Linked DNA regions of Homo sapiens: region 1 is linked to region 2. Evidence: read pairs that join two places in POLR2A ChIA-PET (ENCODE). Cell type or tissue: K562. All regions are shown on one strand.

Region 1 (4,000 bases), 380 kb after region 2:
GTTCCTGGACAAACTCAGTTCCCCCCTTGCAGTTTCTTTTTTGATGGTGATGATAATGTCTGGCGGCTAATGTTTAATGAGCATTTACTATACGTACCAGGAAGTGTCCTAAGTACTTAATATATATGATCTCATTTAGTTCTCGCAAAGTAAGAAGTATCTGTTGTCATCTCCATTTTACAGGTGAGGCACAAAACGTAACACATTTTTCGGGGTTATAGATGGTAGGAGGCAGAGGAGGTAGATTAACCAATTCTGCTTAATTCTAAATCCCATGTTCTTAACCAGAGGTCGGCAGACTACATCCCATGGGCCAAATTCAGACCATCTCCTGTTTTTATAAATAAAGTTTTATTGTAACACCTCCATGCCCACCAGTGTTTTTCTGCTCCAATGGCAGAGTTGAGTAGACAGAGATCATATGGCACACAAAGCCAAAAATATTTACTCTCTGGCTCTCTTAGCAAAAGTTTACCAACCTCCACTCATAACACTATGCTATTCTGCCTCTTTCATTTACCCAGTGTCTGAAAGAAGGGCTAAAAAGGAGGATAGGAGATTCTGGGGATAGGAGAAAGAATGAATGCCCCCACTATCTGCTAGGAACTGCGCTGGTTAATAGTTTACTTAGTTAACTGAGGAATAGGAAAAAGGGAAAATACGCTTTGAACAGTCTTCATTACCTCTTTTTTTTTTTTTTTTGAGACGGAGTCTCACTCTGTTGCTTAGGCTGGAGTGCAGTGGCACGATCTCAGTTCACAGCAACCTCTGCCTCCTGGGTTCAAGCAATTCTCATGCCTCAGCCTCCCAAGTAGCTGGAATTACAGGTGTGTGCCACCATGCCCAGCTAATTTTTGTATTTTTAGTAGAGACGCAGTTTCACCATGCTGGCCAGGCTGGTCTGGAACTCCTGACCTCAGGTGATCTGCCCACCTTGGCCTCCCAAAGTGCTGGGATTACCCGCCTTCATTACCTCTTTAAAACAGAACTTGGAGATATGTGGTTCTAAATATACACATACATGTATATGCATTTGCATATATAGTAATATAATCATATTGATACATCTGATAAATATGCTTGACATTAATGTATAATATACACAAGAGATGAATATTTATAAATTTTACCTGTTTCTTCAACTGGAAGTTTTTTTTTAAAACTTTGGAATGTTTTCCCTGGGATAACTTTTGAAACAGAAATTTGAGGTTTATAGTCCAGAGGCTGCTGTAGCTAGAGAACTGTTTATTTGTTCCAAATTTCTCCACCTAATGTTTTACTACCTGTGGTTGGTTCCTTGGTCTTAAGTCACTTCTTCTCTGGGGCCACTGCTTTACTCTTACAAGTTTAAAGGTAAATTTGGTGCATGATTATAGCCTGGTGGGTTTTACTCAAACAAGTCAGAACTCGCATTAACACCTTTCATTCTAAGTACATAGTGATATTTGTGCTCAAGTGTCAATAAGCATATTTTCCAGGAAATTTTACTGTTTGCAAGTGTCAGAAACCCAACTCAGACTAGCCTAAGCAAAAGAAGGAGAAGAAGAAGTAGCTGAAGTTATTTTTCATGTAACTGAAAAGGCCAGAAGCATCAGCTTCAGGCCTGGCTAGATCCAGGTGCTCAAGGGATGCTCAGGAATCTGTCTGTTAGGGTTACCTCTCTCGGCTTTGGAGCCCCCCCTCCCTCTTTCTCTGTACCGGGAGTTTCTTCCTTCTGTCTTCTTCCTTCTTTCTTGCCTATTAAACTTTCCGATCCTTAAAACTCAAAAAAAAAAAAAAAAAAAAGGAATCTCTTTCATCTTTGTGAGCTTCACAGTCTCAAGCAGATTCTTGCCCCACCTGTAATGAGGTGGCCACTGGCAACCCCAGCACCTTCCAAACTCAGCAGCTCTAGGAAAAGAGCAAGCGTCTTCATTGGCTTCGTTTGGATCACATGACTATCCCCGAACCAATCAGTGAGGCCAGAGACATGGAATGCTCTGACTGGCCAGGCCTGGGGCATACTCCCTCCCCTGGAGTGGAGGGGATGAGCCCCATTGTGGGAGGGAGGGGTGTCTCCCCCACACCCATGCAGGAGATGGATGCAATGTAGGGAGGAAAAACAAAAAAAAAGCCCATGGCAAGAAAGCATTCCTCCTACCTAAGCTGAGCCTCCGTAATGAGATTCCGTGCTAGGAGCTTGGGGTAAGAAAATGATGAATAATCCATTCTCTATCAGGGAAGTTCCAGGCAGGTCTCCAAGGAAGTAGCGTGGCTTGTTTTTCTCCTCGGTGTATGATGAGAAGGACACAGAGTTGGGGGTTTAGTCATCCATCCCAGGGAAGGTGGCAGTTCCCATCTTCATGGGACCGTTAAGTACTCCCCGTTCTTGAGAAGAATGTGGCTTTGCCTGTAACCAGGCCGAGTAACTGGGGATTGAACAAAGAACCAGAGAGCATGGCACACTTCAGAAGAAACGTCTCGATAGCCAAGCTTTGTCATCTCCCATCCCGATCGTGTAGTATTTTCCTCTACACTGTGCTGTTACAGCTCTTGGAGGGGACCTGCTGATGTGATGAAAGATCCTGAGACCAGGTTTTTTTATATCAAAGGACATTTTCCAAAGCCCATGAAGTGGAGGGCATGGGGCAGCAGACAGCCTCAGGCACAATGTCCTCGGCAAAAACACAGAAGGACTCCTGAAGTTTGCTTCCTCCTCAGATGTCTACAGAGTGTGCAGACAGCCTAGGGGACTGCAGGGAGGAGCGCAGGTGGAAGCCTTAGCATCCTGGTGAAACAGAACACGGACGACCCGGCCCAAAACCCCAGGGATCAACCGTGGCTGTTTCCTGCAGGTCACACTCTTCCCAAACTGCAGCCACATCGCCGCTTTTCCTAAGTTAGTTGATCATGCATTGGTTCATTCAGTCACTCAATCTGGCAAGACTGAGCTCCAGCAGGCCGAGTCTAGGGTAGAAAACGCAGTTTGCAAACATCTAAGTGTTTTCTCCTTAGATTCTCTTTCCCATTTTATGGACTGACCAGGAAATGAATTAGAACTTAAAGGAAAAGGAAAACTTTAAGCTAGAAGGTTTACAAAGATGGAAAGTAAGATGGGCCAGAATGCACTTAGGTGTCCCCTAACCCACCTGGCCAAAATCCAGATAAATGGCCTTTTTGAATAGCTCAAAGGGACCTACTTCTTTAAGTTCTAAAACGTGGAAATAGTATGTAACTTGGCTGTTCTGTGTTCTAACATGTATAATCCCAATTTCTGGAATGGAAAATCCTAGACATAATTGATCCTTTTCTTGGAGACTTAGAATTATTGCCCCATTTTGAATCCTGGCACCCGCCAGGGGCTGTTGAGATGGAGAAGGCTGTCTTCCTGGGCCGCACATAGCACCCTCTGCTGCCCTGGGGCTCTTCTGTCTGCGTTTTAGGGTCTGGCAGTCAGTTCCTGCTCTCTGCTGGGATCAGTGTGCCTCCTTTCCCCCTTCTTTCTTGCCCCTTCCTGTCCTTGTAATTGTGTAGTTATTAGGGTAAAATTGAGTAAGATCAGAGGAAGTAGAGGCTGAAAGTAGACCTAGAGGACTACCTGTATGAATAAGCGACATTAGTGGTTCCATGTGGATTTTGTATTATTTTTTTCTGGTAACTCAAAGGTCCCTTAAAAGAGTTTTGTTTTTGTTTTTTAATTAAATAACCTGGCCAGGCATGGTGGCTCACACCTGTAATTCTGGCACTTTGGGAAGTCAAGGTGGGTGGATCACTTGGGGCCAGGAGTTTGACACCAGTCTGACCAACATGGCAAAACCCCGTCTCTACTAAAAATACAAAAAATTAGCCAGGTGTGGTGGTGCATGCCTGTAATCCTAGCTCCTCGGGAGGCTGAGTCATAAAAATCGCTTGAACCCAGGAGACGGAGGTTGCAGTGAGCTAAAATCGCGCTACTGCACTCCAGCCTGGGTGACAGAGTGAGACACTGTCTCAAAAAAAAAAAAAAAAAAAAAAAAGGAGA
Region 2 (4,000 bases):
CAAATGATCTCAGGGAAGCATCAGTGCTATGACAAAAACTGGTCGGGGACAACTGGGGGAAGGCTTCAGAGAAGGTGCTGGGGAAGGTCCCCTGGAGAGCTGGCACCTGACGTAGACCTGAATGGCATCTGTCGGACGGGGAAAGAGCTCTCCAGGTAGAAGGTGCAGCAGGTGACAAGTCCCCAAGGTGGGAAGCAGCTTAGCTTAGTTACGGGATAACAAGAAGCCCAGTGGAGATGAGTGAGTGAAATCGAAAATAAGAAAGGATGGAGTAGGGGTGGTGGGAGGCAGGGGACAGATGATGCTGTTTATGCCACATCCAGGAGTTCAGATTTTATCCACCGAGCAATGGGAAGCCAGTGGAGGACCCCAGGCAGGGGAGTCACATGGTCTGAGTGCTGATAAGTCTGGCTGTTGGGTGGAGAATGGGCAGGGAGTCAGATGGGGGTGGAGAGGCCAGCAGGAGGCTGCTGTGATCGTCCAGGGGAGAGATAATGGCAGCTCAGACGAGGGTGGCAGCAGTTGAGGTGGTGAGAAGCCCTGGAATTCCAGATACTTTTTGGAGGTAAAACAGACAGGATTTGCTAGCAGATGGGTCCATCCAGGTCACATCCCCAAAACAGCCATTGTGGGAGAAGCTCCCGGACAGCCTGGCGTCCAAGGTCAAGGTTCAAAGGGTTGTTACATCTCTGCCCCCACAGCTGCCTCTCTCTGGGGCGGCCAGGGTTCCGCCTCTGTCTTTCTCCCAGAAGCCAAGGGTCAGATGCTGATATATTTGGGGAAATATACATGAAATACAACGAAGCTCTCAGGAGGTGGTCCTGAAGCCACCTCTCTTGAGTGCTGCAAGGGCCTCCAGCAGTGGCAGGCAATTTCTGCTAATAAAACTGGTAAAGGCAACTTATGCAGATGTGTATGCAGACACAGAGATGGCCAACCCACCGGGCACGTTAAAGACACAGGCACCTAGCGAGGTGGGAGGCCCCCAGGAGTCCCGTGCTAACACAGTTCCGTGCACGCACTTGAAAACGCTGCTTATGCAAGGGTGCTGGGAGCAGATGAGGATTTAAGACATGCTTTGATGGACATAAATTTATAGACTAGAAAATCCGAAGTTCTGAGAACTGCAATTTTTTTTTTTTTTTTAAGATGGAGTCTCGCTCTGTCACCCAGGCTGGAGTGCAGTGGCTCGATCTCGGCTCACAGCAAGCTCCGCCTCCCGGGTTCACGCCATTCTCCTGCCTCAGCTTCCTGAGTAGCTGGGACTATAGGCACCCGCCACCACACCCGGCTAATTTTTTTGTATTTTTTTAGTAGAGACGGGGTTTCACCGTGTTAGCCAGGATGGTCTTGATCTCCTGACCTCGTGATCCACCTGCCTCGGCCTCCCAAAGTGCTAGAATTACAGGCGTGAGCCACCGCGCCCAGCCAGAACTGCAATTTTTTTAAATCTTCCATGGTGTTTCCAAGGGGAGGCTAATATTCAGCTAGAGCCAGAAAAATACAGTTCCTTTTACCAGCTTTACAGACATTTTGGAAAGTGGCATCATTAAGTCCATGTGAATACAGCAAAAGTTCTGGTACCAAACTCAGTGAGAGGGGTGGGAGCTGCCAGGGCTGCCCACCCAGAATAAAAGGTGTGGACAGGTGGACAGGTAGGCCCTCTGAGCAGTGAATGTCCTGCTTTTTGAGGGGAGGGAGGATTTAGAAAATTGAGGCAATTGTCCTTGTAGACACATAGTATAAATAATCTTTTGTTCCTCCTTCCTTTCCTTTTTTTTTTTTTTTAAGATGGAGTTTTGCTCTTGTCACCCAAGCTGGAGTGCATGTCATGATCTTGGGTCACTGCAACCTCCACCTCCCAGGTTCAAGCAATTCTCCTGCCTCAGCCTCCTGAAGTAGCTGGAATTACAGGCACCTGCCACCACGCCCAGCTAATTTTTGTATTTTTAGTAGAGATGGAGTTTCACCATGTTGGCCAGGCTGGTCTCAAACTCCTGACCTCAAGTGATCCACCCGCCTCCACCTCCCACAGTGCTGGGATTACAGGTGTGAGCCACCACACCTGGCCGCCTCTTATTTCTGTGGTGGTCTCTCTGATCACCCACTTAGGATGCCAAGTATAGGGAAGGCAAGAAAAAAATTGCTGATAGCGTCTCCATGCTTGTAAACCCAAACACAGGACCCAAACTACGTTTCAAGAAAGAGGTTGTGAAGTGGCCCGCTTTGAGCAGTGTCCCTGGGGCCGGTCAAGCCTCAGCCACAAGTGCCAATTTCACTTTCGTCCCAGCCTTTCAGGTGGGCACACTGGGGCCCTGGCAGCAGAGCGGGCCATCTGTGCCACTTCCCTCTGTCCTGGGGTACTCTTCCTTTAGCCAGAGGGGGCACACTTTGCCATTGGGCACTCAGAGGATCCGGGGAGAGGGCTGGACCCCTCCTCCTTAGTACATTTGCCAGATGGGCAGAGGAGGCCGAGAATGTAAGGCCGGGGTCTGCTTTGTTGTTTCCTTGTGGCTAAAGATAGGGATGATGTGAGAATCTATTTGCTGTAATGAAAGACAAGCTCACCACACTCTCCACCATCCCTGGGTACAGGCTTTGCAAAGAGTGGCCTTGCTTTAAAATCAATTTTAAAACATAATAGAGACCACAATTTAATTTTTAAAGTCGCGATCCCATTAATCTAACCTTAGTAGGTTACATGTATTGAATGCTAACTCTGGCAGATGGTGTTCTAAGTGCTTTTACATGTATTTGCTCACTTAACCCTATAAGGGAGCAGCATGATTGTTCCATTTTGCAGAGGAGACAAATAAAGCCCCAGGATGAGAAGCAGACTGCGGAAGGCCAGACAGCGAGGGCAGCATTCTGTCTTAATCTCCCCTTGCTTCCAGTGCCTGGCACCAGCAGGCAGCCAGTGAATGTGTAGACCAGGGGACGTTCACTGGTCAACGGGTTGGTTAGTCACCTGATTAGCTAGTTGGCCTAGAGGCTCAGTCTTGAGTTAGCAGACTCACGTTCCAACCTCAGCTCAGCCACTTCCTAGTTGTATGGCCTGTTATGGAAATTCTTTCCTTCCCACGTGCCTCAATTTTCCTTATTCATGCAATGGGTTTAAGAATTGCCTCACTTGGGAGGCGGAGTTTGCAGTGAGCCGAGATAGCGCCACTGCAGTCCGGCCTGGGCGAAAGAGCGAGACTCCGTCTCAAAAGAAAAAAAAAAAAAAAAAGAATTGCCTCACTTTGCAGGGTTTGGATTGTGAATTAGAGGAGACCAACGCCTATAAAAATCTGGCACATGGTAGATGCCTAATAAATGCTTGTTGCAATGCTGAGTTCTAGCTGCAGGTACAGCTTTGCTACCCAGTTCCAAACAAGAGACACCCCAGCTGCCACATGGACGTCAGCTTGTAAGATGCGGGACGTCCCCCTGTATGTGCCACTGCAGATGTCTGCACGCACTCCAGGCAGCAGCACAGACAGGCCCGTGCGCCACATGTCAGATTCCCGACTAGAGAAGCCAGTGCTCAGGTCTCACCACCAGGTACAAACTGAGTCATTTCCCACCCATCTGGAATAACGGCATCTTCCTCCATGTGCCACTGGCCCCAAAGCCTGCTCTTCTCTGTGGGGCAGGAAATGCACTTTGGTGTTTTTGTTTCTGTTTTTGTTTTTGTTTTTTTGAGATGGAGTCTCGCTGTGTCACCCAGGCTGGGATGCAGTGGTGCGATCTCCACTCACTGCAAGCTCCGCCACTCGGGTTCACACCATTCTCCTGCCTCCGCCTCCCAAGTAGCTGGAACTACAGGCGCTGGCCACCACACCTGGCTAATTTTTTGTATTTTTAGTAGAGATGGGGTTTCACGGTGTTAGCCAGGATGGTCTCAATCTCCTGACCTCGTGATCCGCCCACCTCGGCCTCCCAAAGTGCTGGGATTACAGGCGTGAGCCACCATGCCCAGCCTTGTTTTTGTTTTTTTGAGACAGAGTCTCGCTCCTTC

Evidence for each region. Peaks named below come from ENCODE experiments on the same cell type or tissue, not always from the same donor. Only the 100,000 strongest peaks of a DNase experiment are listed, where the experiment ranks them.
Region 1: POLR2A ChIA-PET joins it to region 2 with 6 read pairs; 2 of 35 experiments call an interaction of 5 or more read pairs at or near these places.

What each region holds. Positions count from the first base shown.
Region 1 is chr1:15,277,790-15,281,789 of GRCh38, forward strand. The region is part of intron 3 of FHAD1 (forkhead associated phosphopeptide binding domain 1); the gene reads left to right. Among named protein-coding and RNA genes, the nearest start is that of FHAD1, 33 kb to the left of the region's middle. In K562, no CTCF peak of the experiment used is centred here; a DNase peak (open chromatin) is centred at 1,962; H3K27me3 peaks cover 1,857 bases.
Region 2 is chr1:14,901,098-14,905,097 of GRCh38, forward strand. The region is part of intron 1 of KAZN (kazrin, periplakin interacting protein); the gene reads left to right. All of the region lies in intron 1 of LOC107985469 (a long non-coding RNA gene), which reads right to left. Among named protein-coding and RNA genes, the nearest start is that of TMEM51-AS1, 250 kb to the right of the region's middle. In K562, no CTCF peak of the experiment used is centred here; no DNase peak of the experiment used is centred here; H3K27me3 peaks cover 515 bases.